Linked DNA regions of Homo sapiens: regions 1, 3 and 4 are each linked to region 2. Evidence: chromatin loops called from intact Hi-C (ENCODE). Cell type or tissue: HepG2. All regions are shown on one strand. Links, peaks and the distances in the headings refer to the core of each region. The heading gives the core; the rest is flanking DNA. Region 1 holds the start of LOC105379051 (a long non-coding RNA gene). Region 2 has its middle 200 kb from the start of MIR3977. Region 3 overlaps LOC105379050 (a long non-coding RNA gene). Region 4 overlaps XRCC4 (X-ray repair cross complementing 4).

What was found. Hi-C counts contacts between places; a loop is a spot of excess contacts. Peaks named below come from ENCODE experiments on the same cell type or tissue, not always from the same donor. Only the 100,000 strongest peaks of a DNase experiment are listed, where the experiment ranks them.
Region 1: a loop joins it to region 2, with 2.5 times the contacts of the local background. A loop is called at or near these places in 2 of 110 quality-filtered maps.
Region 3: a loop joins it to region 2, with 2.7 times the contacts of the local background. A loop is called at or near these places in 3 of 110 quality-filtered maps.
Region 4: it touches region 2 in a loop (10-fold over the local background); 15 of 110 quality-filtered maps call a loop at or near these places.

Annotation. Positions count from the first base shown.
Region 1 is chr5:82,972,567-82,980,859 of GRCh38, reverse strand. It overlaps LOC105379051 (a long non-coding RNA gene), which reads left to right and starts at 5,144. Exons shown (of 3, transcript NR_188290.1): 1 at 5,144-5,516. It also overlaps the pseudogene ST13P12. RefSeq lists a silencer at 4,696-4,990 and an enhancer at 4,397-5,596. In HepG2, for the core only: no CTCF peak of the experiment used is centred there; DNase peaks (open chromatin) are centred at 3,699 and 4,849.
Region 2 is chr5:82,631,649-82,639,941 of GRCh38, reverse strand. No RefSeq gene overlaps it. Among named protein-coding and RNA genes, the nearest start is that of MIR3977, 200 kb to the left of the region's middle. In HepG2, for the core only: no CTCF peak of the experiment used is centred there; a DNase peak (open chromatin) is centred at 4,101.
Region 3 is chr5:82,732,337-82,740,629 of GRCh38, reverse strand. LOC105379050 (a long non-coding RNA gene) reads right to left here. Exons shown (of 4, transcript XR_948504.3): 3 at 8,109-8,183; 4 at 3,129-6,141. Among named protein-coding and RNA genes, the nearest start is that of MIR3977, 100 kb to the left of the region's middle. In HepG2, for the core only: no CTCF peak of the experiment used is centred there; a DNase peak (open chromatin) is centred at 4,979; H3K27me3 peaks cover 342 bases.
Region 4 is chr5:83,080,404-83,088,696 of GRCh38, reverse strand. All of the region lies in intron 1 of XRCC4 (X-ray repair cross complementing 4), which reads right to left. Among named protein-coding and RNA genes, the nearest start is that of XRCC4, 7.0 kb to the right of the region's middle. In HepG2, for the core only: no CTCF peak of the experiment used is centred there; a DNase peak (open chromatin) is centred at 3,406.

The DNA of each region.
Region 1 (8,293 bases), core at 1,204-6,203, 340 kb before region 2:
TAGACTAACTAAAGGCTTATCATCTTTTTTTATCTTTCATAAAAACACAACCTTTTGGCTGGTCATGGTGGCTCACGCCTATAATCCCAGCACTTTGGGAGGCCAAGGTAGGTGGTCAGGAGTTCGAGACCAGCCTGGCCAGCATGGTGAAACCCTGGCTCTACTAAAAATACAAAAAATTAGCCGGGCATGGTGGCACGCGCCTGTAATCCCAGCTACTCAGGAGGCTGAGGCAGGAGAATTGCTTGAACCCGGCAGGCAGAGGTTGCAGTGAGGCTGGAGTGCAGTGGTGTGATCTCAGCTCACTGCAAGCTTGCCTCCCAGGTTCATGCCATTCTCCTGCCTCAGCATCCCGAGTAGCTGGGACTACAGGTGCCCGCTACCGCACCCGGCTAATTTTTTGCATTTTTAGTGGAAACAGGTTTCACCGTGTTAGCCAGGATGGTCTCAATCTCCTGACCTCGTGATCTGCCCGCCTCGGCCTCCCAAAGTGCTAGGATTACAGGCGTGAGCCACCGCACCCGGCTCACTCTATGGCTTTTAATTGAAGAATTGAGTCCATTTATATTCAGTGTTATTCTTGATAAGTAAGACTTACTACTGTCATTTAGTTGCTTATTTTCTGGTTGTTTTATAACTTGTCTCTTCCTTCTTTCCGTCTTTCTTTGTGGTTAAGTGATTTTCTCTGGTATTATGTTTTAATTCATTGCTTTTATTTTTAGCAAATCTATTGTAGGTTCTTGCATTGCGGGTACCAATAGGCTTACAAAAAATACCTTGTAGGTATAGTAAGTTGTTTTAAGGAGGTGACAATTTATCTTTTTTTTTTTTTCTGAGATGAAGTTTCGCTCTTGTTGCCTATGCTGGAGTGCAGTGGCGCAATCTCAGCTCACTGCAGGCTCCGCCTCCCAGGTTCAAGTGATTCTTCTGCCTCAGCCTCCCGAAGAGCTGGGATTACAGGCGCCCACCACCATGCCCAGCTAATTTTTGTATTTTTAGTGGAGACAGGGTTTCACCATGTTGGCCAAGCTAGTCTCCAACTCCTGACCTCGTGATCTGCCCACCTCAGCCTCCTAAAGTGCTGGAATTACAGGCGTGAGCCACTGCGCATGGCAACAATTTATCTTAGATCACAAAGAAAAGAATAGGTAAAAAGAAAAAAAAAGGTAAAAGTTCTACACTTCAACTCCATCTCCCCTAAATTTTGACTTTTACTTGTCTCAGTCTACCTTTTTTATATTACCTACCTCTTGACAGACTACTGTAGCTATTATTATTTGGTAGATTTGTCTTTTGGGCTTCATACTAGAATTAAGAGTGGATCGTACACTGCAATTCAGTATTCTGTGTTTGTCTGTGTCCTTCTGTCAGTGGGTTTTATACCTTCAAATGCTTTTTTTTCATGTTAATGGTCTTTCTTTCTTCTTTCTTTCCTCCCTCCCTTCCTTCCTTCCTTCCTTCCTTCCTCTTTCTTTCTTTCTTTCTTTCTTTCTTTCTTTCTTTCTTTCTTTCTTTCTTTCTTTTTCTTTTCTCCCTTTCTTTCTTTCTTTTTTTTCTGCAGGAAAAACTCCCTTTAAGCATTTCTTATAAGATGAGTCTGAAGGTGGTGAATTTTCTGCACTTTTGTTTGTCTGGGAAATACCTTATCTCGCCTTCATATTGGAAGAATGACTGCTGCATGCAGTATTTTTGATGGAAGGTTTTTCTTTCAGCACTTAGAAAATGTCATTCTACTCCCTCCTGGCATGTACAGTTTCCATTGAGAAGTCTGTTGCCAGATGAATTGTACCTCTTTTGCTATTTGTGTATTTTCCCTTACTGCTTTTAGGATCCTCTCTCTATCTTTGACCTTTGAGAGTTTGATTATTGCATACTTAGGAGTAGTCTTATTTGGGTCAAATCTGTTTAGTGTTCTCTGACTTTCCTGAACCTGGATATTTATATCTTTCTCACATTTTAGAACATCTTCTGTTATTTCTTTGAATAAGTTTTCTACCCCTTGTTCTTGCTCATCTCCCACTTGAATACTAATAATTCTTAAATTTGCTCTTTTGAGGTAATTGTCTGTATCTTGCAGGTGGTCTTTTTTCCTTATCATTCTCTTTTCTCCCCTGTGTATTCTCAAATATACAGGGCCTTTCTTTGGGCTCACTGAGTCTTTCCTCTGCTTGATCCATTCTGCTATTGAGGGCCTCTAATGAATTTTTAATTCAGCAAATATATTTCTGAGTTCCAAGATTTCCGTTTGATTTTTTTGTCAGTTATTTCAATCTCATTGTTAAATTTCTCTGATAAATTTATGTTTTTATTTATAATTTTCTTTCTCATTGGAGGGGAGGGAAAGAAAGCAAGCAGAGGTGGGGGTATGGTTACACTATTTAAGGAAGAGCTGAATACAAAGACAATGAGTCTTTCATAGTCTCAACAACTCCACAATGAATGTGGATTATCTCATTTATAATTCACATTGGATCAAAAAAATTGGTTCCCCTCTGTATATATCAATTTAATTCAAACCTTATTATCTTCAAAATACAAAGATGAATACTGCAAGATAAACTCTTACTGCAATAGGTATTTTCTAAGTAGAAGACCAAACATCAAAGGGAATCCCTCTTTCCAATGTCTTTTGATATGACAAGATTTTGCCAGAGTTGAACTCTAAAACTTAAGTAAGCATTCTCATGGCCAAGTAAGAAACTAGTTGTTTTGGGTATTATCTTACAATTCACGTATGTATTACATATTAAATTAAACTCAGCATGAAATATGATTGTATAATTATGCTGTTAATGATGATAGCAGTGATGATGCTGGTAGAAAAAACCTGTCTTTAGCCCAAGAAAAGTAAGGGAGAAAAATGTAACAAGCAGAAATCAGACAGAGAGTTGGGCATTTTTTGACTAGGAAAGAGAATTTTAAGCATAGAAATATACAAAGAAAAGTACTCCCTTATTTTCCCTATATGGAAATAGTATGAAACATTTATTAGATCTACTGGACAAGAACAGAACTAAGTACTGCAACTGTACCGCAGCATTACAAAAAATTCATCCCTTCACAACAGTGTAAGATTTAAGGGCAGCCTGCCCAAGGATGCATGTTATATAAAACACAACAAGATTGCTACTGCCCTGCCAAGTACTTCCAGTCCCTACCCAGGTCCTAGTGAAATACTGGTGTTCCCAATTAGTTTTATTAAAATAATTCTTTAAAGAAAAGATAAAGCATTTAAAAAGACAAGTCAAAATGCTTCAGGAACGACATATCCAGCACAAACTTTATCCTCAAATGAGTTACGTTTGCTTCGCACTAATAAACTTTTATTTCACTCAAATTAGAGCAATAATCTTCCATACATAAATGTTTTCCCTGCCCAATAATTCAAAAAAAATCCAAAATCATTAGTAAAAAAATATAAGAATTAACAGACCCTTTAAATTTGTTTTAAATATTTTTAAGGTTTAAAAATTGTTTAAAGTTTGTAATTCCTAGTAGGAAAACATTATCTGAATGAATACCCTAATGGCAAACCACTGTAAAATGCCTCAGCTGCATTTAGGGGAGAGGGGTAGGGATTATCTTCAAAGCACCCCAGCTCTCTTGATGAGAAGGTCAGAGGTACACTGCTTTGTATTATTGTGACATCCATAAGGTGATCTAGGTTGTTTTTCCTTCAGCAAGGGCTTTATTCATCAGAAGGGCATTACACTTGACCTCCAAATTTGGCTGACAATTTACTGATAAGATTCATAACCTTTGGGTTGCTCTGGTATTGTGACATATTTGCTGGGTTCTGAGCCACATCCTGGAAGGCCACCATAACCTCTGGACCCTGCATGGCTGCAAGAACCTCTGAATCACTAAGAATTTCATTGAGTCCAGGCATTCTGGCCATTCCAGACATTCCTCAGGGAAAATTACCAGGCATTCCCCCAGGAAAGCCACCTGGAAAAGAGCTATACTGAGCTCCTTAGTGTCATCTGGCTTCTTCCTCCCTCTGGGCTCTCTCATGCTCTTCTTGAGCCTTCTTAACTCTTTCTATTCTTGCTTTGATCTCTCACCCTTCACGTTTTCACTCATACTTTCTCTGATGTTCTGCAATTTTCTGTGCCCTAGGTTGAACTTCTTTCAGCATTGCACTAGCATCTTCATCATAATCCAATTTACAGGCAAAGGCAAGATCATGTGCTGCTTCTTCCCAGTGGCCTAGAAGTATGTGTGCTTTCCCTCACCACTTGTAAGGCTGAGCTGAATCAGGATTTATTTCAATGGCTCTGTCACAGTCTCAGATAGCAGCGTTTGGCTCCTGTAATTTGACAAAGACACTTGCCCTCTTGGCATACAAAATGGCCAAGCAAGGATTCAGCCTGATGGCATCTGTGAATAAGTCAATGGCTTTCTGCAGTTCACCATCACTTAGGGCTTCAATAGCAGCCACTTTCTTATCATTTGCCTGATTCATCATCTCCTCTGTTATCTCTGCATTTTAATCTCCCAGTTCTTGAGGGGCATCAGTGTCTGGTTCAATCACACCTTCATTATCAATAACTAGATCACTTTCCTCACTTGATGGCGTTAGATATGAGTTCTAAATTTCTCTTCAAAGAATCAATATGTCAGTATGTTCGATTCTTTGCCTTCTACTTTTAAACTTAACTTCCTCATAAAGCAACCTTTTTCAATCACCTGCTCCACTCTGACTCATTCCGATTACCTGCTCCACCCTGACTCATTCTGATCACCTGCCCCACCATGACTCATTCCAATTACCTGCTCCACCCTGACTCATTCCAATTACCTGCCTGCCTTGGCTCATTCTGATCACCTGCCCCACCCTGACTCATTATGATCACCTTCCCCAACCTGACTCATTCTGATCACTTGCCCCATCCTGACTCACTCCAATTACCTGCTCCACCCTGACACGTTCCGGTTACCTGCTCCTGCCTGACTTCTCCTCCACTCTGACTTATTCCATAACCATTTTTCCCGCTAAACCACTCACCACATCACTCTCTTTAAATTAGCCAATCGGAATTAGTTTAGCCTGTGCAGTCTAACCCTAGCCAATAGGGGAACGACACAGCAGCAGGGGCCACGTGCATCAGGAATAAGAACCCCTTTCCCACCCAGGTGTGTTCTCGCTATTGTTCCATCTGCAACTGAGCACCTTTTCTGCAGAAAGTAAAGACAGCCTTGCTAAGAGATCATTTGTCTCCAAGCTGACTTTTCTTTGCAGCACCGATTATCTATTTCTAACAATTTTGGGGGCTCGTCCAGGATTACAGTCTCCTCTAGGGTGGGTCTCCAGTCCTCTCTTGTGAGAAGGCATGCCCCACTACCTCGTTTTTGGCAGCCTCAGGGGTGAGGAACCGAGATCCACCCAGTGTGATGAATAAACTGGGACTCTCAGCAACGTGGAAAGAAACTGGCTAGCAACGTAGGGTAAAGGATCCTCACATACTGCGGTAATGACTCTGCACAGACCAAGGAAGGAGAAACCATGGGAGCTGGTAAAGTACTTCCTTGGTGGTCAAATTCTGGAGGGCCAAATGTGTGTGTGTGTGCGTGAATGATCACAAACAACCCTTCTTATGGTATTGTTCATGTGGATGGTGACAAGTCCTACTGCTGGAGTGAGTGGGTCCTCTCCACGGTTCTGTGGCTACCTCATATGGCTTAGGGCAGATCCTGCTGTGGGATTTATACCGGCATACCAATGCTAAGAGGGGTCTAATTCTTCCTTGGGGGAGCAGCCAGAGAGGACAACATGAGTGGGAAGTGTGCAAAGGACCGTCAGATGGGGAAAGGGAGGAAACAGGTCAACCTTCCAGGGCAGCAAGGCAAGACATCCCTGGTTTGAGGGGTTGAGACTTCCAGGACAGGCAAGGCAAGGCACCCCTGGTTTGAGTGGTTGAGACTTCCACAAATTTCAGGGGGTTGAACCTTACACAAACCTCTGGTAGTTAGAAAAATATTCAGAACTCCCCTTTCCTTTCTTCTTGTGGGGAAGAAAGAGTAGCTCCACTCCTGCTGGTCCCTCCCCTAGGGGAAGGGGAAGGAGAGGGGGGAACAGCAGCATAAGCAGCTGGCAGAGGCAGGGAAAGACCAGCAGAGAGGAAAGAGAAACTTGGAGAGGAAGTCAGAGAGAAAGAGACAGAGAGTCAAAGAGAGAGAGAGAGAGATAGAAGTAGTAAAGAGAAAACAGTGTACCCTATTCCTTTAAGTGCCAGGATAAATTAAAAACCTATAATTGATAGTTGAAGGTCTTCTCCTTGACCCTATAACATTCCAATACCACCTTGTTGTCAGTGTAAACAAGGGTGTAGCCTGAAAGCACTGAGGCCACTGACAACCCGTAGCCTTTCCTAATCAAAAATCCTTAACCCTGTAACCTGTGGATAGCCCAAATGCATTTAATCTGTAGTGGCGACTGCTTTGTTAACAGAAGAAAGTAGAAAAATAACTTTTAGAGGAAACTTCATTGTGAGCACACCTCATCAGGTTGGAACTATCCTAAGTCAAAAAAAAAAAAAAAAAAAGCAAAAATGTAGCATACTGACTCAAGAACCTTAAAGTATGAGGCTATTCTGTTAGAAAAAGATGATTTAACATTAAACACTGAAAATTCCCTTAACCCAGCAGGCTTCCTAACAGGGGATCTAAATCTTAATTGATTACCATACAAAGGTCCAACCAGACCTAGGAGGAACTCCCTTCAGGACAGGACAATAGATGGTTCCTCCCGGGTGATTGAGGGAAAAAGACACAATGGGTATTCAGTAAGTGATAAGGAAACTCTTGTAGAAGCAGAGTTAGGAAAATTGCCTAATAGTTGGTCTGCTCAAACGTGTGAGCTGTTTGCATTCAGCCAAGCCTTAAAATACTTACAGAATCAGGAAGGAGCTATCTATACCAATTCTAAGTTAATATGGACTGAACGAAGTCTTACTAATAGCAAAGAATAATTGAAATCCCAAACTTACAAAGTTTTCAACAAAAGTAAAATTTGCTAAAAGTTAACAGTGTAACATGTATTATCCTAACTTCTAATTTTGTGGCCTAAGGCAGCCTAGTCCACAGACATGAAGGAAGTTCACTTTGGAAAAGAATGGTTATCTTTGAAAACAAAAAATGGGGGAGAATTTATGTAAAAAGAATATTATATGGTAAATTCTTGTCCTAAAACAAATTAACTGGTTGTTTAAAGAAAGGGATGTTTGCAACAAGTCAAAAAGTTGAGGCACATTGAAGAATTGTCTGTGAAAGTCGTGAAAAAAAGTTATAAAAGGGAAATGTTGTATAATTTAAAAGTAATTAGGCCTCCTGAATGTAAAACTATTGAAGAAACAGTTTATGTGCAAGGTGTGTAAGGAAAGTAAAATGTATTTTTGGTAAAAGGATTACAAGGAGGCATAAGAATATGGATTTTTACCTACATTAAAAGGTTAAAAAAATATTTTATTGGCCGGGCGCGGTGGCTCACGCCTGTAATCCCAGCACTTTGGGAGGCTGAGGTGGGCAGATCACGAGGTCAGTAGATTGAGACCATCCTGGCTAACATGGTGCAACCCCATCTCTACTAAAAATACAAAAAATTAGCTGGGTGTGGTGGCGGGCACCTATAGTCCCAGCTACTCGGGAGGCTGAGGCAGGAGAATGGCGTGAACCCGGGAGGTCGACGTTGCAGTGAGCCGAGATAGCGCCACTGCACTCCGGCCTGGGCAAAAGAGCGAGACTCCATCTCAAAAAAAAAAAAAAAAATTTGTTTTAAAGGTTTAAGCAAGTTTTGAAATGTTAATTGTAAAGGAAATTCTGTGTGTAAACATATTGGCTAAAGTTAAAGGGGTATCCAGTTTTTCTGTGAACGGGACATTAAAATAAAAGCACAACAGATTTTTCTTAAAGCACTAACCTGCTCTTTAACAAAAATTATAAATGGTTAAAAAGAGTCTATAAAAATCTTACCTTATGGTCAGACATTAAAATTGGATAAATATGTCTATAAGGTTTCATTAAAATTAAGTTTAACATTAATAACACTAATATAAAGGTGAAATTTAGTTCATCTGGTATAAAATCATACAGGAAGCATTGTTAAATATAAAATGGTGTTTGGCTTTCTTTGGTCTAAAAACTAATAAAAATAGGTGCTAAAGAAAATTTCTCAGGCTGGGCACAGTGTCTCATGCCTGTAATCCCAGCACTTTGGGAGGCTGAGGCAGGCAGATCACGAGGTCAGGAGATCAAGACCATCCTGGCTAACATGGTGAAACCCCGTCTCTACTAA
Region 2 (8,293 bases), core at 1,062-6,061:
ATCTCAGACAGATTTGCCAATCCAGGGACAGTGTTACTCAAATACCATGTTCTCACTGACTCTAGTTCCCAGTCTAATCCACATCCGTGGCATGTTTGCCATTTACTGCACTGATTTTCCAGCTTGTTTTCTTTGCTCAAGTCTCTGAAAGACATTATGAGCTTAATCATTGTCATAAAGAGAAAATGAAAGATTGCAGGCTTTCTGATTAGCATTTAGCATATTTTTTTCATAGAATTTCAAGAGCACATAAAACTCACTTGTTTCCTATCAGCATTTCCCCTTGCCCCTTTAGTTTGCTGACATGTGATTTTCAAGTCAGTTTTGGAAATCTGAAACCTGTTAGAGATTGCAGATGCCAAGATCTGCATGACTGCTGTAGTTTTGGCAAGGTCTGCTCTTTAAAGACAACAAAGGCAATAAATAGAAATCTTGCTTTCCTCTGACTCTATTCTTTTTCAAAAGAAAAAATGTCTTTGTGAATGCATGGCGTTTAACAAGATTTCTAGACCTTCTTGCTTTAGACCTTTTTTGTTCTTAGTTTTTATTCAATGTAGCATTTGGGCTTTTCATCTTGCAAACCATAAGCTTATTTCTGTTATCAGCTTCCACTAAGAGCACAGTCTTGTCTGTGTTCTCTTTAATGTCTGTGATTCTCTTTAATAAAACTAATCATCTAAGTGCCAATGGTTGGAAGCAATAAAAATATGTTTCTGCCAATATGAACAATTATTTGACTAATTTGAACCCTAACCCTGGCCAAGTCCCTTCATCTTCATGTCACTTAAGTCAGCTTGTAAAGAGGCAAAAAAAAAAAAAAACTGCAAAAGAGATACAGCTAAATAAGCATGTAGATGAAAAGAAGGAGACATCTGACTTAGGGCTTGGGAAAATGGAGGCATTTGAGGCCTTCAAGATTGGGTATAATTGTAATGGAGAGAAATGGGAGAGACAGAAGTGGGGCAGGAATATTAAAAGCAAATGTGTAAAGATGAGAAGGAGAAAGACATGTTGAAGAACAGCCAGAGGTTCAGTTTCGTTACAGACTTACTGTGTGGTAACATTACATACTGAGAGACGGAGTAGGAAAGGTGGTTTGTAGTTAGATTGCAGAGGATGAATGAATGGTCTGTACTTCACCAGAGAACAATGGAGAGTCAGTGGAAGTTTAAAGTATAGAAGTAACTCCAAAACATCCAGAGCAATTAGGCAGATGTGTTTAAGGAAGATTATAAGGGGAAGAAAGGATAACATCCAGCCAGTTAGAAAAAGTATTGCAATGGGATAAGGGAAAGGTAATAAGGCAGAGAGAGTGAAAATTTAAAAATAGAAATATGGGACTAGAGCCACTCCTAAGATGCATGGGGTCACAGGCAGTTTTTTTTTTTTTTTTTTTTTTTTTGCAAGGCCCTTCTCTATGTAAACTACCGATCTTTAAAAACTGTTTTACAAAATTTATAGACCTACGTGAAATATAGCCATGTATTGAAGAGGTACATATACATTTGTTAATTGTCTAGTCAATGCATATAGAGATTGTAGTGTTCAGGAAACATTTCTTCATGTTCTTTATTGTCATAGACATTGTTCCTACCTAATTTCTTACCTCCCACTATAATGAAAAGGAGGCAAATTGTTAATACAAAGCCAGAGCTCTTCAAAATCTTTTTTCTATATATTTTTTTTTTTTGAGACAGTCTCGCTCTGTCGCCCAGGCTGGAGGGCAGTGGTGTGATCTTGGCTCACTGCAACCTCTGCCTCCCGGGTTCAAGCAATTCTCCTGCCTCAGCCTCCTGAGTAGCTGGGATTACAGGCATGTGCCACCACGCTTGGCTAATTTTTGTATTTTTAGTAGGGATGGGGTTTCACCATGTTGGTCAGGATTGTCTCGAACTCCTGACTTCATGATCTGCCCACCTCAGTCTCCCAAAGTGCTAGGATTACAGGCGTGAGCCACTGTGCCCAGACAGAATCTATTTATATTGAAACAATATTGCCCTTCTTGCTACTGGTTTCCTAGCACCATTTATTTAATGCTGTTAGATCATTATTTAAGATGCTGTACCATCCATTGTGCTTCCTGAGAATAATGGATTCCAATGATAATCTCAAATATTGTTACTGTTCTTTGTTAATGGTGCAAATTTCAGTTAGTTTGTGGGAAAATGTTAGCAATAAGTCGTGTCCTGGTCATTTTAAATTACCATTTGGATTTTATACTATAAATGTAGAACAATTTGTCCTTCAACCATACTTTTCTCTTGAATTCTTTATAATAATTTTATTCTTGGAATGTGATTTCTTTCAAACTTCCTTTTGCATGAACAGCAATCGAAAAGACAAATAAGAAGCTCATGGACAGATCAAGAATAGTTCTTCCATTCCTGCAAGAAATATACATCCCTCATCTACATTGGCTTAAGACTGTCTCAGGAGAAGACAATGTCTCCACCTTGATCACAAGCAAGAAAGGATGTCAGTCAGAAAGGTTTGTTGGCATTGTAGAGCAGTAATCTTGAAAGCCTTCAAATGTGTCAGGTACAGCCATCCCAGAAGATCTCTGACTTGGAGCACCAAGCTGTAGATGGATGGAGGGACCACCCTGAGTGCCAGCAGTGGAAGACACACAGGGAGAAGGGGGCTGCCACCATTCCCACTGCAGCGCCATGATCAGAACAGGCATAAGTGAAAGCCAATGCATGGCTCACACACATTTTGGTGTTGGGCCAGAGGCCAGAATTCATCTTGTGTATTTCATGGGTAGGAATAACTCAAAATCAGTTCATCAGCATCATTCTTGTAGCCAAACTTGTATGATTTCATGAAAGAAATATCATGCTAACTGGCAGGAGTGATATCTTCCCTAAGGTGACTCCAAATTCAGAAGTCCTGAAGTTCCTTAGGGCATTGTGTTGATTCCTGGCAAATGAGGGTCAGATAATGCACTGTGGGGAGAAATAGGGAGCTGGTACCATAGGGGCCCTCTACAGGGCTTGGGTCACCTCCTGGAATAGCACTAATAGTTGCAGACAGCTCCAGGAACCAAAGGGAGACTTACAGAAAGTTGAGGAGGCCACTGTTAAGCACGAGGCTCTGCTGTATGGGACCCAGAGCAGGAGTCCCACTTGCCCAGATGGAAGGGAAGCACTTTGAGGAACATAAGGTATGAGTAATAAGCTCTGAAGATTGCACACAAAGTGGAGAGAGAGACATTGAAGATGGCATCAAAGTTGTGATCCTGCATACTGAATGATCTGTAATGCCATTGGTCAGGTGCTGCACTTGCCTTCTGAACAGTCCTGTAGGCCATTTGTACCTCTGAGACCTTTCAACAAAATGAAAGAAAATAAATAGGACCATGCTAAATTACTTGACCTCTCTGCATCTCCATTTTTATCTGCAAAATGGAAAGAATAAGGTTTTACATGTCTATTAAGACCATTGAGATAATATTTGTAAATCACTTAGAACAGCCCTGGCACAAAGTAAGTACTATTTAAGTGACTGATAAATATATGTTTTACTTTTTCCAAACCTTCCTTACCGTATAAACAATGTAAACAAGGGTGCTAAAGAATCTCGCAGTTTACCAGAATATTAAAGCCTCAACATACAACTACCTTATCCCTCTAGAAGCTCCTTCTTTCTTCTTTTGAGAAGGGGAACAATTAGAAACAGAATTTTGTCCTGCTTTAAATATTGGTCTTCAGGTACATTTTAATCACATCCCATTAATGCTGTAGCTAAGAGCCAAGTTCAAATGTTCGATATCCCTTGCTTTCAAAGGCCTCTACTGTTACAATACAAATCAAGAGATTTGGTGTACCATTTGTGCCTGTAGCAGAAAATGATGAGCTAAGATTTTTTTTTCTTCATCTACCATAGCATCAGTTCTATTTTACCTTAAAGAGTACACATATTTAGATATCTGTCTGCCCTTGTTAGACTGTAAGTTTCTTGTTGTCTGGGGCTATGTTGTTTTCATCTCTCTATTCCTCAGCAGTGGATAGCACAGTGTTTACACAAAGTACCTATTCACTGGCTCTTTGCTGAGCAAACTGATTCAGGAAAAACACACAAATGACACATGTGTACAAATACTTTCAAGTCAATGAATAACTAGATTCCTTATGAAAAACCAGAAACAATCTGCTTGAGGGTATGTGGCTGGGCCCTTCAGCTGTGACAGTGTCTGAATCACCTGTTTTGTCTGAAGACTAAACTTTTAACCTCAGCCCCACAACTCAGCCCAATGTAACGATGTAAATGAAGCCATGTGGTCGAGCAGTTCTAACAAATAGCAGTGCTATTTCTTCTGTTGCCTTAAACACTTAAGTTTCATATGACTGCAGCGTTAGAATGATTTGAAATATGTTTCCAAAGGCTTGCCTCTGCCTTCTTTGGAAATAAGTCATACCCAGCTGCAGTTCCTGCCACATCATAGTATAAATGAAACACATTTAACTTTGTTTTCTATTAGCATTGAAAACCTGAGTTCTGAATTCTGACCAAGCATCAATAATATCAGAGAGAGTTAAAGCAGAAAAGACCTCAGAAATCAGCTCATATAGTTCCTCATTTTTCCTGCTAAAGATCCACTGACAAAGAGGCATGGTAACTGGTCTACTTATCTATATAGCTCAGCAAATTACATGCAAGGAATGTGCAGATGACAAAAAATGGATATTTAGTTTATACATTATATATAGAATTTTAATCTGGGGGATAAAATTGTTAACTTTGGTTGGTTTCTGACATCCTATTCTCTCCTGGTTTTCCTCCAACTCCTTGGCCTTATTTTCTGAGTTTGCTTCCTCCCTTCTAGTGTCCTATAAATGCTGATGTTAGGGGCATGTGTATTTTTTTCTATTCTTGCTCTGCCTCCCTCTTTCCTGTGGAGCCCATCTACCCCACTGGCTTCACTAACAACTGTACTTTAACGACTTCCAAACATCTAATTTCAAGCCCAGAACTTCCTCCTGAGCCACAGACTCTTCTGCCTTGAGAAAACATCTCTACTTGACTATCTTCAAATACATCACATTCAAGATATAGTGAAAAACCTTTAACAAATGGCACTGTGAATTCTCACAATTTGACACTGGCCTTCTTCTAGGTTCATACTTCATCTCTTTTCCCTTCACACCTACCCTATCATTCACAACTAACTGCTTGCATGTCTTTAAACGCAGGGTATCCTTATACTTCCCACTTCTTTGCATTTGGTACACCTTCGGCCTGGAAGCCTCTTGTGCCTCCTTTGCCTGGTGAAATACCATTCAACTCTCCAAGCACATCTCAAAAGCCATCTGCTCCAAGGAGTCTCCATGCCTTCCAAATCTCTGTTGGTACTTCTCTCATGTCTCACCTGTTATCTTTGATCACTTGGTTAAGGTAGTGTTAGCCAGCTTTCTTCACTGTAAAGTTACTATTATTCCCTTTATATCTAAGAATTATGAACAGTGGGATACTTTGAGACTACATCAACAGCCTGTTGGTTGTAAAACTTTAACCTACCACTTTTACTCTCTGCTGATGATTTTCTAATACCTTCATTCCTTCTATACTTTAATGGCATTCTCTTTGCTCCCATTGACTTATTTTTCATTGACTTATTTATAACAGTATGGATTAACTGATTCTTATTTTGTTCAATGAGTTATAATTCATTATATTATTATTTATCTTGATGCTAAAATTATCGCTGATCTGCTCAGTGGGAGCCCCTTCAAATTGGCCCCTTTTTCCTTTTGACATTCCCCCATTATTTATTGAGCACTTCTTTATATTCTTACACAAAGAGATATTCTAGATTTATTCTGTACTTTCTCTTGCATAGTACTGGATTCACCATTTCTCCAAGTTTTTCAGAAAATCAGCTTTGCTGAGTCATAATTCACATACAATAAAATTTACCAATTTTAATTGTACAGTCCAATGTGTACGCAGTTTTGTAACCATGGCCCGAGTCAAGTCATTTTCATGGCTTGTCCTGTACCTTTTTGCCGTTAATCCTCCCCACTCCTTGGCTCCTGGCAAAAACTGATCTGCTTTCTGTCACTATAGTTTGTAGAATTTTAGGTAAATTGTATCATAGAGTACCCGATTTTTGTGTCTGGCTCTTTCATTCAGCATAATGCTTGTGAGATTTGTCCATGTTCTTGCATACACCAGTGGTCTGTTCCTTTTTCTTGATGAATAGTATCCTGTTATATGGACATATCTCAATTGGTTCAAGGTTATTATGAATAAAAATGCTATGCACATTCACATACATGTCTTTATGTGGACATAGGTTTTTAGTTTTCTTGGTAAGATATATATGGCAAGTGATTGTTTAACTTTCTAATAACTATCCTAACTTCATCCACACTGACTGCCATTTTGCATTCCTACCAGTGACATATGAGAATTCCAGTTGCTCCATACCCTAGCCAACAATGGGTATTGTCGGTCTTTTTAAGTTTAGGTATTCTAGTGCATGAGTCAGGATATTTTACTGTCATTTTAATTTGCATTTTCCAAATGATTAATAATATTGAGCATCCTTTGCTATCTTTATTTTTCTATTAGTATATGTTCTTTGGATAAGTGTACATCCAAATCTTTGCCTATTTTTTAATTGAGTTGTTTCTATGCTTGCTATTGAGATTAAGTATTCTGTATGTATTATGGGTACAAATCCTTTATCAGACATGTGTTTTGAAAACATTGTCTTCCAACAGTGTGGTGATTCCTCAAGGATCTGGAACTAGAAATACCATTTGACCCAGCCATCCCATTACTGGGCATATACCCAAAGGATTGTGAGTCATGCTGCTATAAAGACACATGACACCTGTGTTTATTGAAGCACTATTCATAATAGCAAAGACTTGGAACCAACCCAAATGTCCAACAATGATAGACTGGATTAAGAAAATGTGGCACATAGGCCAGGCACGGTGGCTCACGCCTGTAATCCCAGCACTTTGGGAGGCCGAGTGGGTGGATCATGAGGTCAGGAGATCGAGACCATCCTGGCTCACATGGTGAAACCCCATCTCTACTAAAAATACAAAAAATTAGCCGGGCATGGTGGCAGGCGCCTGTAGTCCCAGCAACTCAGGAGGCTGAGGCAGGAGAATGGTGTGAACCCGGGAGGCGGAGCTTGCAGTGAGCCGAGATCGCACCACTGCACTCCAGCCTGGGCGAGAGTGAGACTCTGTCTTAATAAAAAAGAAAAGAATATGTGGCACATATACACCATGGAATACTATGTAGCCATAAAAAACGATGAGTTCATGTCCTTTGTAGTGACATGGATGAAGCTGGAAACCATCATTCTGAGCAAATTATAGCAAGGACAGAAAACCAAACACTGCATGTTCTCACTAATAGGTGGGAATTGAACAATGAGAACACTTGGACACAGGGTGGGGAACATCACACACTGGGGCCTGTCATGGGGTGGGGGAGTGGGGAGGGATAGCATTAGGAGATATACCTAATGTAAATGACAAGTTAACGAGTGCAGCACACTAACATGGCACATGTATACATATGTAACAAACCTGCACGTTGTGCACATGTACCCTAGAACTTAAAGTATAATAAAAAAAAAAAAAAAGAAAACATTGTCTTCCAGTCTGTGGCTTACTCACCATTTTCAAAACCATAACTTGCGAAGGGAAAAAATTTTGATTTTGATAAAGTTTAAATTATCCATTTTATTTATTGTTTATGTTTATTTATATTTTTGATGTAGAGTTTTGCTCTTGTTGCCCAGGCTGGAGTGCAATGGCACGATCCTTTCGGTGGAGGAAGGAGGACTGCAACCTCCACCTTCCAGGTTCAAATGATTCTCCTGCCTCGGCCTCCCAAGTAGCTGGGATTACAGGCGCCCGCCACAACGCCCAGGTAATTTTTGTATTTTTAGTAGAGATGGGGTTTCATCATGTTGGTCAGGCTGGCCTCAAACTCCTGACCTCAGGTGATCCACCCACCTCAGCCTCCCAAAGTGCATTTTACAGGCGTGAGCCACCACGCCCAGCCCATTTTATTTATAGTTCACAATTTTGTGTCCTAAGAAATCTGTCTCACAAGTCCTTGTTGTGTTATTTTAGTGGTTGCTTTAAGTTTACAGTATACATCTTTAACATACCACAGTCTGCCTTCCAATAATATTTATAACAACTTATATGTATTATGAGAAACTTCCAGCAGTGTACTTCCATTTCCTCCCTCTTCTCTTTTGTGCTATTGTTGGCATATATTTCAACTTTACATATGTTATAAGCCCTGCAATACATTA
Region 3 (8,293 bases), core at 1,898-6,897, 100 kb before region 2:
TTTTGTTTGATTGAGTGATAGATAGGATGCCATGTTAGTGCATCAAACACTCTGTAAGCCCTTAAAGAGTGGTGCTGGCTGAGGCCCTGTCTCAGAATTCATGACAATTCCAGCCAAGACAAATCACTGACTTTTCTAGTATAGAAAAAGCTCAATGGAAACAACTTGCCACCTTGATGCTTTAGGTCCCTTGGTACCAATGTCAACTTCAACCCTATGTACTGTAGACCTCATCATATCTGGGTATTATCCTTTTTCAAGAACACAGTTAAATGAGCAATTGGCCTCCTTTGGAGAAGGTTGGGGGCATTATTACTTCTTATAATTACCATGATATTGCAGGATCCTTTTCCTTAGGAATCTGGCCTCTCCCACAGTCAGTAAGCTCTGAGCCTAAAAATGGGCTCAGTTCCTAAAACCAGGAAAGGGATCCTGACTTTATATTGGATAGCTTCCTCCAGGCTATTTAATTTTCTCTATTCCCTTTCATTTATTTTTACTATATAGTTTAATATTGTTGTTGTCTATCCATTCATCTTGCTGCTAAGGATGCCATGTCCTATTAAATTTCAAATATGTTTATAAACCCTTTCACTTAGTTTCCAAACCCTGTGAACTCCAACCAATGTTCACCTGCCCCACTACACCTGTCACTAATTTTTTTTGTACCTGAGTTCCAGTTTGCTCAGCTTTCCAAAGTGGTTTCAGTGAACTGTGTTCTCTTCTGCTTCATCTTTCACACATGTTCTTTCTGCCTGTCACCTCTTCCCTTCCCTTTGTCACTACTTTTACCTGGCTTTCTCTTGTCCATCATTTAGGCTGTGACATATCCCTGCAGTATATTCAGTAGCATCCTGCACTGTCTCATATGTTTTGGGGTGTATATAAATGTGTTTAATTGACTATTTCAACCACTATATTGAATGCTCCAGAAACTCATGGTTTTTACTTACCATTTTATCCATAAAATCTGGCCCCAGGTAGGCATTCATTAATATGTGTTTAGTAAATAAATGGATATAGAACTGGGAACACATTCTTTTTCTGATAAAAAAACAGTGCTATAAATTGCTATAAATTATGTTTAGAGATAGGCTCAATGGTATCTCAGTTCCACAACTCAGAAAGATCATTTATTAACTGGACTTTTTGGGCTCATCTGTATACATAACCATTTTGGAAATTCACTTTAATCCTAAATACGTGATTTACATGTTGTCCTTAAGAAGATTCCCAACTGGTAAATTTAGTCTGTCATTAATAAGGGGGAACAATGCAAAAATAAGAAAAAGGAAAGTGATTCCTAAGAAGAAGACCTGTGGGAGATTTGGCAAACCACAGGCGTAAGGTTTTGGAGAAAAGTGTTAGAAGATCACTTAAAAGGCTAAAAAGCAGACTGGGTAGCGCCAAAAGGCTAATTATAGAGACATGTAGAAACCTACGACTTGGGAGAGTTATTCTATGACTCTGATCTATGAAAAGAGAGGAAATTATTATGCCTTGAAGTGCCCAAACTGCTAGTTGATCATATGACCCATGGATCCAGATTGCGTTAGAAGTAATTGCAAATGACTGTTCATATGTGTTATTGCTTAACCTCCTCTTTTATGTTTCCACTCCAATAAAAGGACCTGAAGTACTTTCTCTCTTTTATATCTCATTTTCCCAGGCATACTGTGAAACGAAGGCTGCAATGTACTACATGTTGGAGTGATTTAGTTGATTAGTTAGTTCTTCAATGCAAGTGCTTCTCACAGTCATCGTCAAATGCTTAGGATCACCAGGGATTCTGTGGTTATTTGAGCTGCCAGGAAAGAATAAAGTAAACGTGGAACACACAGGGACATTCCCCCCTGCCTTTCCTTGGTTTTAGGTTTTTGGCTTACTCTTCTTCATTTGGGCAATATCAGCCCAACTTGGGTAAGAAAGAAACAGCTTGGAGTTTTGAAAAGAGCCTGGATTTTGCAGCCAAGCAAATACCAAATTTCAGCTCTGCTGACTACTAGCTGTGTGACATCAGGCTAGTTATTAATTTCTTTGAGTCTCTATGTCCTCTTCCTAAGTAAGAAAGGGATAAGAACAGAACTTGTTATGTAGTGGAAGGAAGATACTGTTTGTAAAATACATAACTCATAGTAGACTATTAAAAAAAATCTGCTTCTTCCACCCCACCTCATCCTTTAAGTAAAAAAATAATTATTTATTATTTGTTAAATTGACATAATATAAAGTTAGGTTTAGCACTTGAATCATCAGGTCTAGGTGTTTTATTATTATTAAACACCCTGGCTAATTAGCAATTTTTTAACCTCAATGAACATAAGAGTCAATCCCACATATTGTAGAAATCTTTCTAAGTAGAAGTGCCCGACTTGGAAGCAGTGCATGGGTGCACAAATTGTATGCCTTAAAAGAATCATATTTTGGAAAAGCTTTCCTGGAAAAGGGATTATAAGCATCTGAGCGATGGGAAAATAGAGTAGAATTTTGTGATTGCACTGGTTTCTTTCGAGTTGTTGGTCCTGTGTGGGACTTATGTGCATCTTACTGTTTCCTAGTTGTGTAGTGCATCATTTTCAAAAAAATACTCCCTTTGTCCCCAATTATTCCACGTAGTGGCTGTAACTTGATTCAAACAATATTTCAAGATCTAGCCAAGCATCTTACAAATACATTTATTATTCTCATATAATTAAGTGGGATTGATTATTACTAGGAAACTGCAAAAAAGTATGCCTTACTAATGTGGGTCAGGAGCGTTGTTGTATATACTTGGTGATCACATTTTTCAAACCAAAAACTAGAGCCTGTCAGGCTCAGAAAACACTATCCCAAAGTGCTTTGAACTGAAGGAGATTGGGTGGGGCTCAGAAGCAAGGTCACTCTGCCTTTCCTCCACCTTTCTGTGTGAAGCATGGTTGTAAAAGAATTATCTGACCTACCTTGCCTCAAAATAGGTCATAAGACCCTCATTCCAGAGGACTTCTGCCCCATATGTGGTGGGAAGGAGTGCTAGACAGAGAAGACAAGAAGATCCTGAACAGACAGGCCTTGCTGGGATACCACTCCCTTTCCCACACTGCTCCCCATCACCCCACCCTCAGCTTATTGCCATTAGATCATACCCTTTTTGTTCAATCACATTTCCACATGGCTGTCCATTCCTCTTCAAACTTTCCATAAAACACAGTTTTTCCTGGGTCTTTGGGTCTCCGTTTCTAAAGGCTCCCATGTCTTAGAAAACTGTTAAATAATTTTGTTATGCTTTTCTCTTGCTAACCTGTCTTTTGTTAAAGGAGTGTTGGCCATGACTCTCATAATATATGAAGAAAAGGTATTATTACCTTTTCACTCCTACAGGCCCATAGTCTAGGAATGGGAAAAAAATATTCTTAATCTTTATGTTTTGCATAATTTGGTAAGTGCTTAACCTTTAGGAAAATGCATTTAACATTCTAATGAGCAATTGGGAGCTAACCTCATGTAATGTAAGAACTGTGTGTGATGAGCACACACCTGTGCTCATGTGCAGACATGCGGTTTAGCAGTCTCCTGGAAGGCAGGTAAGTGGGCTAGCATAGCCAGGACTAAAAGCACTGGCCTAAACAATATCCAGTGTGGTCCTCATGGAGTGCATAGATGTGTTTCAGGACTGAATTGGATCCACTCTTAACATATTTTTACCAAACCAGAATTTGACTCAGCAAATATTACCAAATAGAATGGAGTTTCTTGCTGCTCAGGAGAGAAGTTGATGGGTTAACTTAGAAACCCCTATTCCCATGCGTGGTGTCTAGAATTGTCAATAGATCACATCCACATGATAAATAATGTGGCAGACAGAAGGCCAGGCCTTGCCCAATTTTCCAAGGTGTTGAGGATAGGTGCCTTAAGACACAGTGTTTGAGAGGAGACAGGATGTGAAAGGCTATCCTTGCTCTGAGCCTGGAGGACACCCTTCAACACCCAGTCAAGCTAAATGACATTTCACAGGCGGGAGAATATTTAAGGTAATATCTACTATACCTAGAAAGTATATTTAGAAAGTACAATTGCATTTAGAAAGTACAGTTTTACAAAACTATGGAAAACGTGACTATCTTTAACAATATAAGTCTCTACACACCTTTTAGGTCGTTAAGATTGTTGAACACTTTTTTCTTTGGAAATGAGTTGAAGAACATCATTTTGACTCCCTATCAAAAGATTCTCAAAAATAACCAGAGTTTTAAACATCATGCCTGATTCGTTTTTCCCCATTGATCCAGAAGCTTCAATTATTAAATAAAACAAAAATCTGTTGGAATGCAAATTACCTCTTTTCTAATACTTTGAAGCTCTCCTGTGACTTTCACCATATACTTTACTGAGTATGCCAGCTGTTTGGGGCTTCTCTTTTTCTCCTATGAATTATAAGTTCCTAAAACCCAGAAACTTTTTAAAAATTCATTTTAAAAATAATTTCTTACCGAGACTAGCTTGTTGTGACTACAGTAGAAAAGTGAAAAATAGTAAATAATATTAATTGAGGCTTGGCACCGTGGCTCACACCTATAATCCCAGCACTTTGGGAGGCCGAGGCAGGTGGATCACTTGAGGCCAGGAGTTCGAGACCAGCCTGGCTAACGTGTCAAAACCCCGTCTCTACTAAAAATACAAAAATTAGCCAGGCGTGATGGTGCACATCTGGAATTCCAGCTACTCAGGAAGCTGAGGCACAAGAATCTCTTGAACCTCGGAGGTGAAGGTTGCAGCGAGTCGAGATCGCGCCACTGCACTCCAGCCTGGGTGACAGAGCGAGACTTTGTCTCAAAAAAAAAAAAAAATTAATTGAGTATATTGCAATAAGGTAAAACCATTTTTGGATGTGAAGCAGAGACTTGAGTCTACAGAAATCCTGTTTTAATTGTGTTCCATCAAGGTCTTGGAGTTTGGTCTCTGAGTAGGCTAAATAACAAAGGATTATTATGCTCGTGCATTGCAAGCTATGGGAAAGTTCATAAATTATCTTGATGACTCATTTCCTCTGTCACTCTAGGACTTCTAATATAGGGAGACCTTTTCTGTTGCCTTTAAAAAAAAAAAAAAACTTGTGAGATAAATGGGGAGAAAAGTCCTGAAATTGAGCTTGTTCAATAAGTGTTATTTAATGTTCATATAAAAATTAAACTGTGTTATAACAATGTTAATAACCAATTGATTCCAAAGGCCATGCTTAAAGGCCTCTGCCTTTAAACTCAGTCTTCTTAGTGCCATTTTGCAGAGTGGCTTGTGACCACAGGAGGTTATTTATTTCATCCTAAGCCACACAGGATATTTCCCATACATATGCTCAGTATACCATGGAGTGTAACAAAGGTCCCCTGTTCTTGAGGCAGCGATTGAAAAGAAAGTAGAAGGGAACCGTCTCTTTAATTTCTGAATATTGTGTACTATCAGACTCTCTGAAATGCAATTCAAAACCTTAAAAGGTTGTGGCATTTCTAGATTTCTCTGTCTTTATCTAGTCACCTACAAAAAAAATTTACATGCTTATACATTGATTGGAGATAAATAGCTTCATTTTGCTCTTTGAATCTTTGACTAGGCATATATATTTTAAGATTTTTTTTTCTAAGTACTTAAGACTGTCCTAAACAAAACAAATGCTGAATCAATATTTCAGGATTATCATCTGTAAACTTCTGAAAATCTGCCCATGGATTATTGATGTGTTTTGTTCTCATTCCAGAATCCTTTGGCATCTGCTTCATTTCACTGTTCTCTCATTTTTCAGTTTTTCATATAGGCCAGACAATTAACTACAGCATTAAAGTAGCAAGGATGTTAATTCTGTGCAATGCTTTGAAATATACTTCATTTGATATTATATACTATGGATAAAAGTTTTTATTTTCTCCTTATTCTTCCTTTTGAGGAAGGGAAAGAAAGAGTGAACTAAAGACATTAAACTATGGCTAACTGACCTCGTGAGTCAGTGTTTCCATGAATTTTACATCTCTCATTGCTGAAATTTTGGATGTTCTGTTCTTCATTTGAAAGCCTGCTTTTTATTGTTGGCGTGTATTTCCTGTTTTCTCTTTTCTCAGTTCCCACTCCTTGCGTCAGGACTCCCCTCAAATGATGAATTTACAAAGGAACCTGTTAACAGAGTAATAAACTCGGCCTCCCCACCCAGTGCCTGTCAGCACTCCCACCCAAGACCTCCAGTCTCCACATGGCTCCTTTTCTCTTTTCCTCTCTTGTCTCTCTATCACCCAGAGCCCTTTTCATGTACGGCAATATCTCACATGGGGACATCCTCAATTCCCAAATGACCTCAGGGAAACCTGACATTTGCCCCTGACACTAAAACTTACCAAAAATGAAAAAAAAAAAAAATAGAATTTCTATGCACAAGTCTCCTTGAATTTGGAAGCCAAGGAAATATTTTCTGCTATTGCTACAGATAGACTGAAGAAAGTTCTACTTGGAAAAACCAGAGCTGTCTGAAGAATGTAGGGGAGTGATGGATAACAAATTTCCTTTTGGGAGGTAAGTCTAAGGACATGGGACTGCCTCTGAGATCATCGCCTGTGTCAGAGGCAGGTGGAGCATTTAACACATGAGGGCTGAGGTGTGAGATTCTCTCAACATGCTTGGTATATTGATACTTAGGGGTATTAGTGAGCTGGCTCTAATTTGGAATTATTTAGCTCCCACTTCTTGCATGTTCCTTCCTCCTCTTTCTCTCAATAGGCCTTAAATCATTAATTACAAACATGACATGACATGAAAACCCATGATCTTTGATAGTGTTGGGCTCAGACAATGATACCCCAAAGCGAACACTTCAGAAGTAACAAAATTTTTCTCTGGCCTTCTCCTTCCCTCCTGTCTCTCATCCTTCATTTCCCCCTGAGGCACACCATAGAAACTAGAATCTCTCTTCCTTAAGGCGGTCATAGAAACCAGGATCCCTTTTCCCCAAAGCCAGCCATAAGACCTAAAACTGTGACTCTAAAAATATTGCTCTAACCTGCCTTGCTGCGTTTCCCCCGTGGTCTATTACTATTAGATCATAGCCTTTTGCCTAATCATATGCCTACATGGCTGTCCATGATTAATAGAACCTAAGCGTAAAAATGGATAGTTCACCCTGAGCCTTTGGGTCATCAATGTGAAAACTCTCATGTCATATAAAACTATGATCGAATAACTTTGTTATGGCTTTTCTTCTGTTAATGTGTATTGTCAATTCATTTCAGCAGACTTACACTTTAGAGGGGAAGCTTGAACTTCCATGGGATGGTTTCTCTTTACCTGTGTGTGGTAAGTCTTCAGTGAAGTAAATAGTAATTAGGACCTTTAATTATTTAATTAAATAATTTAATTTAAATAGTAAATTATTACTTTCACCAGTCAGAACATTACTTATTTGTTAAATTTCCCTAAAGGCAAAAATAAACTAATTCTCAAGCCACCAGCTACAGCTTGCTTTAGTCATGAAATTGAATAGATAGGAAATGAATGCTGAGGAGTATCCTGTACCAATTCGAAGTGGGTCTTTCAGGTAAATTTACTAAGCATGTTTAAAGATCAGCCAAGGCTCTCAAATGACAAAACATAAAAATTGGTGAAGAATTTTAAAATTGATCAAATTTAAAAATTTGATTATTTATCAGTAATTAAATAATAGCCTTCTGAAATTATAATCTGTATTTACCATGGGGTCTTAAATACTTTATGGACATCTATATTTATTATTGTATTGATAAGCTTTGCTTATCAATATAAGCTTTTCTTTGTATGGTATGGCTGTGTCCCCACCCAAATCTCATCTTTAAATGTAGCTCCCATAATTCCCATGTGTTGTGGGAGGAACACGGTGGGAGATCATTGAGTCATGGGAGTGGTTTCCCCCATATTGTTCTTATAGTAGTGAGTAAGTCTCACGAGAGTTGATGTTTTTATAAGGGGAAACCCCTTTCACTTGGTTCTCATTCTCTCTTTTCTGGCCACCACGTAAGACGTCCCTTTGCTCTTCCTTCATCTTCTGCCATGATTGTGAAGCTTCCCCAGCCATGTGGAACTGTGAGTCAATTAAACCTCTTTGCTTTAGAAATTACCCAGTCTCAGGCATGTCTTTGTCAGTAGCATGAGAATGGACTAATACATTTCTTTTTTTTTGCAAGTTGATTTTTCTGAAAGAAAGAAAGAATCTCTTTACATCCTCTGAAGAAGCCATAGTAGGCTTTCAAGTTTATAATGGTTTGTCAAGAGAAAGTGCAAGGAAAAATAGGTTACTAATAAT
Region 4 (8,293 bases), core at 1,465-6,464, 450 kb before region 2:
GTTACATGTCTTAGAAAAAAAAATTTATTTTTAATCAAACACTTCCCCAAAAGAATTAATGAAATGTTTATTAACAAATGAAGCCACACTACTTTGTGCAAGAGAAGCAATTCTGCACAGCAAAATTTAAAATGCTGATCTGAAAAGCTATTCAGTCAAGTTAGTTTCATAGTCACTTAATATGTTTTAAAAATTTCCCATTAAGTTGAAATAACGAACTGAAATCAACCTGCAGAACGTCAGTTGTAAAAATTCCACTCCATCTACCAGTCATTCATTAAGGAAGCAGTATGTGCAAACTTTGTGTTCAATGAGAACTCTAGCAGATCAGAAAAAAAAAGTAATGACACTTTCTCTCCAGAAACTTTTCATCCACTTAGGAGAACATGACAATACAGAGTTCTATATAAATTATAATTAAACTTGTTAGTTATTTAAAAAATAAGTAAATATATACAAGGTAGTATAGAATTTTGCTACAGCAGAGTTAAAGTAGTAATAAAATAATGACAAGATACATCAAATACCTGCTAAATGACATAAAAAGATGCTGCATTTTCTAAGGTAAAAAAATTACAGGACCAATATAAACAAAAATAAGAGGTATAAGAGAAGGTTTGCCTGAGGAATCCAATGTTCAGAAAATGAAATACCAACAATCAACTAGTAGATTCACCAGTAGCAACGACAATACAATTCCAATGCCTTGAAAATTATTTTTCCTTAACAATTGAAATGTATATTATTAAATTCAATTCTGCCTGCATAAATATTCCACTTTGGCCAAGGTACAAGACTGCCCAGTGAAACATCAGAAATACAAAATATCCAGAAAAATGAGGTACATGCTTTTCATTTTAACAAGGCATGTAGCTCCAAACCAAATAAAGAAGAGACATACACCAAAAAAAGAGTAAATTACTAAATTTTCAAAGATAAGATTGTATTAATTTTTTTGTGTATTTTAGTATGACATCTTGCTTGCTGAAACAATGAACACGCTATGACCAGGAAAAAAAAAATTTTTTTTTTTTGACACAGGGTCTCACTCTGTCACCCAGACTGGAGTACAGTGGCACCATCTCGGCTCACTGCAACCTCTACCTCTCAGGCTCAAGTGATTCCCCTGCCTCAGCCTACTGAGTAGCTGGGATTACAGGCATGCACCACCACGCCTGGCTGATTTTTGTATTTTTAGTAGAGATGGGGTTTCACTATGTTGGCCATGCTGGTCTCAAACGCCTGACCTCAAATGATCTACCTGCCTCGGCCTCCCAAAGTGCTGGGATTACAAGTGTGAGCCACTGTGCTCAGCCAACCAGGACAAATTTTATAGGGCTGTTGTTATTTAGAAATGTCTTTTTATTTTTTATTTTTTTGGAGACAGGGTCTCACTCTGTTGCCCAGGCTGGAGTGCAGTGGCGCAATCTCAGCTCACTGCAACCTCTGCCTCCCAGGTTCAAGCAATTCTCATGTCTCAGCCTCCCGAGTAGCTGAGATTACAGGCATGCACCACCACTCCCGGCTAATTTTTGTATTTTTGGTAGAGATGGGGTTTCACCAGGTTGGCCAGGCTGGACTTGAAATTCTGACCTCTGGTGATCCACCTGCTTTGGCCTCCCAAAGTGCTGGAATTACAGGTGTGAGCCACCACTCCTGGCCTAGAAATGCCTGATTTTTTAATTAAACCTTGTTTAGAGGTTATATAAAACAGAGATATCTATTTAGCTGATGGCCAAAAAAATTCAACCAAATTAGAACATTCAAGAACATAAAGATCATGGTTAGGCATTTAGGTACGAACATTCAGTTCAGGTATGTCTGATTTAATATCTAAGGGATTTCTTTGACTCAGGACAAAATGAGAAAGAGAGAGAACCAGCCAATGTCTTAGAAAACTGTTTTTGAAAAAAAAAACTAGATAAAAACTGAGAAATTAAATTAAGGCACATACACAGTTGATCGCTGAACAACTGAAGGTTTGTTCTGTGTGGGTCCACTTACACTCTAAAGTTTCTCAATAAAAGTTACACCAACTGTGTCCACCTCTCCTGCCTCCTCTTCCACCTCCTCTACCTCTGCCACCTCTGCCACCTCTGCCAGCCCAGAGACAGCAAGATCAATCCTTCTCTTCCTCTTCCGCCCCAGCCAGCTCAACATGAAGACAAGAATGAAGACCTTTATGATGATCGACTTCCACTTAATGAATAGTAAATATATTTTCCTTTCATTATGATTTTCTTAATAACATTTACTTTTTTCTAGCTTACTTTATTGTAAGAATACAGTACATAATGCATATAACACACAAAACATATGTTAATCAACTGTTTATGTTATTGATGAGGCTTCTGGTCAACAATAAACTATTAGTAGTTAAGTTTTGAAGGAGCCAAAAGTTATACATGGATTTTCAACTGCGTGAGAGGTTGGCATCCCTAACCCCTATATTGTTCAAGGGTCAACTCTATAGCTAATTACAATGTACGCTACTATATGGACTTAATAAATCATTCATTTCTTCTAAGAACTCATACAATATTATGAACTGGTTAAATGATTAGATTACTATTTAAAAGCCACCTATCACTACCATTAGAAAGGAGAAGCAATGAGAAAACAAGTCCTGATACCCATGTTTTATGTTCTTAAGATTGTTTTAGGACTGTCGTTCAAAGAATTGCTAAGTTTAAACTTCTTCTAGAAGTCCGCAAAACAATGTAAGATTGTGTGGTTCTAATGACTTGATATAAAAGCTCAAATGTCTACTTTGCATCAAAAAGCTTTTTGTTAAAATACAGTGATATTCAGATGGGAATTAACAGTGGTGATCTATAATATGATTTTCTACTGAGACATGCTTGTCAGATAATGACAACAAGGTCATATTCCCTTATCACATCTAAAGTGCAAAAACTTCTATTTTCTATGTTGCCATTTAAGAAGTTATCAGAGTATAAACTTTTGTCTCCCCAAATTAATATCTAAGTCATCATGAGCCAATTTCTCCTTAAGAACAATGTTGAAAATGAAGGGTTAGTTCCTAAACACAACACTTGGCAAGTTTTTAAAATTCAATTTATAGATGAGTATCACAGCACAGCTAATTTACAAATTTATAAATAGCAATGATACTGTCATTTTATGTTAAACCCATACATGGAACTCTATTAGTATACTATATCATACAAGCATCTACCTAAAAATTACAAAAAAAATCATAAACATTTAAACTTTAACTTTTTAAGTGCCCCAACGTTTAGACAGATGTAATTTTATTTTCCCTGAGCAGCTGTTCATTTGGACATGTTCCGTATTTATTGATATACTGTGTCCAATGCTAGGGTCACATTTCTTAAACAGGAACTTGGCAACTTCCAAATTCTATGGTAAATATTGACATGTCTCAGCATGTCAATATTTATACTGTCAAGACTTTGACAGGTTTCAACAATGGCTGCATCTCATTTCTTAGCAGCCATGTGCTTCTGTTTCAAATGAGCAAGTTCCTTCTTTATCCAATAAAATTCTCATTCACTGCTCAGGTAAAATTAGAAGTAAGTTAATAGCATTCTCTCACACAAGACCAGATTGAACTCTTTGCTTACTTCAACATTTTAGTCACTTCTGTAGGATTAGCAAAGCTATGGAAATGAACACAAATTCAGGATACAATGTCCTCCAGGTAATATTTGTTTTTGATTACTTAATCTCAAGCCTAATTATCATTTGCAACGACATTACTAATGTGGAAGCCTTTTCAGAATCTATAGAGCTAATCGATTTCCTTTTTTGTTAGTCTTAAGGGCTAGGTGAAGATAAAACTGCTTTAGTTTATAGGCTGCGACAATAATGATAATATTCAGAAGGCAGTTTGAACTCAGGATGCCAATCATAAAGAGTAGTTGGGAAGTCTAGCTCATTATCTAGGATTAAACAAACAGTATTTTAAACGCAAAATTAGTTTACCTAATTTTGTGCTACGTGTCAGAGATACTGTTAACAAACTAATCATAATTAAATCAATCTTAAGAGCAAATTTCGGTACTGCTGAAAGAAAATCTTTGCAACATCTTTAAACACTCTGGGATTTCCCAATGGTACACAAGTTTAATGTAACATGAAGTTACTGGTAGTAATGGCATCTAGCAAAAACATAAATGCCTCATGAACAGTTTGGAATTTTGGCATGTATTTCTTCTTTGGCAAGTATTTCTTCTTTTTGGCAACACAAATCTCAAGAATGTTTTCCTCCCCAAAAGTGCCTAATTTCATCAACATTAAAAATTTGCTGTCTGCAATTGAACCCTGATCAATGATTTCAGCCAATGCCTTAGAAAAAGGCACAACTCACTTTCATCAGGGCTGGCAGCTTCCGCAATAACAAGGAGCAAATTGTCCAGGGCTATACAATGCATTAACTCCCTCCTACTTGTATCAAAAGGATACAGTACCTTTCAATTATTTTAAAGACAGCCATCTTTTTCCTAAGAAACAAGGTATAGCAAATAAGCCATTGATTTTACACTCAAAAGACCCAGGTTGGAATCAAAACTATGCTTCATAGCTGAGTGTCCTTGATCATGCCATTAATGCATTAAAACATTCACTGATTACTTCCTATGTACCAGGATTTGATATCCCAAAGATCAGTAAGACACATTCGCAACTCTCTACTGAAATAGAGACACCCAAACAGAATTATAATATAAGTTTGTAAAATGCAGAGGTAGGAAGGGAGCTCCTCTGAAAAGCAGCACTTACCCTGGCCTGACATTTTAGGGAAGGCTTCCTTGAGTTACATCTAATATTATACGAATCTTTAAAGAGAAATGGTCAGGTGAAAACAACTTAGGGGTAGAGGAAGAAAGATAAGGAAGGGCATTCCAAATAGAAGAGTCTGCATGAGTAAAAACTTGGAGGCAAGAAATAGCATGATACATGGAAGTGATAAATAATTCAGTGTTTCAGACTGCAAATCAAAAATTACAGGTTCATGGTCAAATGCGGTGGCTCATGCCTGTAATCCCAGCACCTTCATGCCTGTAATCCCAGCACTTTGGGAGGCTGAGGCGGGTGGATCACGAGGTCAGGAGTTCGAGACCAGTCTGGCCAACATGGTGAAACCCCGTCTGTACTAAAAATACAAAAAATTTGCTGGGCATGGTGGCATGCACCTGTAATCCCAGCTACTCAGGAGGCTGAGAAGAGAGAATTGCTGGAACCCAGGAGGCAGAGGTTGTAGTGAGTAGAGATTGTGCCACTGCACTCCAGCCTGGGAAACGGAGCAAGACTCCATCTCAAAAAAAAAAAAAAAAAAATTACAGATTCAAACACCCAATCAAGTCAGTCATTCATTCAAACAAAACCTACTGAGTACTTCTATGCCTCAGACAAATGCTTTAGAATGTGGCATAAGACAACAAAACAGATAAAAATGCCTGCCTTCATGGATTTTACATTTTAATAGGGGAACACAATTAAAAATACATGTAACAAATATGTAATACATATATAGAATAATGATAAGCGCTGAAGTAAAAAGAGGAGATAAAACAGGGTGGAGGAGATAGGGGTAGGGGCTATGGAAGTTGCAAAGCTTCAATTTAAATAGGGAGGTTGGGATATGCTTTACTGCAAAGGTGACATTTGAACAACATGTAAAAGCTATGAAGGAATAGCTGTATGGATCCAAAAGCATTCTAGAAAGAAGCAGCAGTCAGTGCAAAGGCCCTGTGGTAGAAGTAGGCCTAGTGTACTTAAGAAACAGGGTGGTAAGTATGGCTGGAACAAAGGGAGAGAGAATACAAAGACATGTAGTCAGAGAGGTAATGGGAGACCAGATCATGTAGAGCAGAGGTGTCCAATCTTTTGACTTCCTTAGGCCACACTGGAGGAAGAATTGTCTTGGGCCACACATAAAATACACTAACACTAATGATACCTAAAGGGCTCAAAAAAAAAAAAATCTCATAATGTTTTAAGAAAGTTTACAAATTTGTGGTGGGCCGCATTCAAAGCCATCATAGGCCACAGGCAGCCTGTGAGCTGTAAGTTGGACAAGACTGATGTAGACTATTGTAGGCCAACGTAAGGCTGTTAGCTTCTACTATGAATCAAATGATTCACGAAAGGTTTTTAAGCAAAAAAGTAATGTTTTATTCTTCTGTATATTATTTTGAAATAATTCTGAATTTACAGAAGGGTTACAAAGATAATAGAAAGTTCTCATATACCCCTCACCCAATTTCTTCTAATATTAACATCTTATACTACCACGGTGCATTTATCAAAACCAGGAAACCAACACTGATACATTTCTATCAACTAAACCATAGACTTTATTTGGATTTCACCAGTTTTTCCATTAATAACCTCTTTCTGTTTCAGGATCCAATCTAGCATAACATATTGCATTTAGAATCTTACATGTAAATACACAATTTTTTATTTATATTTTAAAAGTATCACTCTGGCTGACATATGAGAATAGACTGTAGGGAGGCAAGGACTGAAAAAAGCAGAGAGAACAGAACACAATTACTATAATCCAGGCAAGAAATGATAGTGGGTAATAACAAAAATCTGAGCAAGAGATGATCAGTATACTAATAGCAGAAATAGTAGAAAACTGTTGAATTCTAGATATATTTCATAGAAAAAGCCAACAGATTTGTTGGAATACAAGAGAAAGGAAGGAGTCAAGGATGACTCCAAAGATTTAACTGAGCAACTGGCTGTATAAAGTTGCCATCAATTCAGATGAGAAAGAATGGGAAAGGTTTGGGAGGAAAGGAGTTCGGTCTGGGACATCTGAGTTCAAGATATCTTTTAAATATACCAATGAAGATGCAGAGGTAGAAAAAGAGGAATTGGAACATGGAGCATAGAAAACTCTTTAGAGGATTTTTGTTGCAGAGAAGAGCAAACAAATGGGGTTGAAAATGGAGAAAGGTTAAGAGAAACATTTCTTAAGGTAAAAGAAATAAGACATACATTAAATAGAAGTGTCTTTTTTGGTGAAACTTCTTTTTTTAAAAAATGTTAATGTGTATATTTGAGGTTTACAAGTTGACATTATAGGATACACACAGATAGTAAAATGGTTATTTTAGTCAAGGAGATTAACACCTATCATCTATCTTATTTTTTGTGTGTGACAAGGGCAGCTGAAACTCTACTTATTTAACAAAAATCCCTAACAGAATAAAACTGTATTAACTTTGGTCCTCAAGTACATTTCAGTCTGAATTGAAAAGCCATGTGGGAAGGGAATAAAAACAAGGGGGGAGAAAAAAAGGACAAACACTGGAACATGAAAAACCTCTACCTGAGGTTAGGGAGGCTAGCTGAGGATAAGAGGAAAAAAGCAGAACAATTGTCTTTCAATATATGTGAATAACAGTGAATGAAAAAAGGTAGGTAATGTAAAAGGTAATGTAAATCAACCCTATCATTAACACTAGCAACAAAGTAAAAAGAGAAAATGGGGAGAAAGTGGTCTGGTGATACAAATGCAATACCAACTTAATACTAAAACCTTTTATAGCAGTCCTCTCCTTATCCAAGGGTGTATATCCCAAGGCCCCGTGAGGAGGCTGAATCCAACTGCCTTCAATCTGAGCATGCTTCTGTTCACATTTTCTAACCACAAATTTAATTCCTTTTTTATCTTAACTAAGCTTTTATAATGCACTATGGCTATAAGTTTGGCAGTTTGAGGTGTGACAGTAAAACTAGCATAAATTTCTTTTTGCTTATTCACAATTTTACAGATAGATTTGTTCTTACCATAGTTCTTAACAACATCAACATAGGATTTCTTTTCTTCCTTATTAAGTGGAGAACTTTCCTTTTTTTGCTTAAAAGAGGCACTTTACAGCTACTCTTTGGCATAACCAAATTGCCAGCGTCGTTACTCTTGTGCTTTGAAGCAATAATTAAGTAAAATAAGTATTCCTAGAACACACGCACTGTGATACCACCTCCATCAATCTGATAACCAAGCAACTAAAAGGCAGGAAGCTTATACAGCAGGGATACGCTAAACAAGGAGATGATTCATGGCCCCGGGCTGAATGGGATAGGATGGAATAAGATTTCATCACAACTCAGAAAGGCATGCTATTTAAAATGTATGCATTATTTCTGGAATTTTTTTTTTTTTTTTTGAGATGGAGTCTCGCTCTGTTGCCCACGCAGGAGTACAGTGGCACAATCTCGGCTCACTGCAGCCTCCACCTCCCGGGTTCAATTGATTCTCCTGCCTCAGCCTCCTGACTAGCTGGGACTA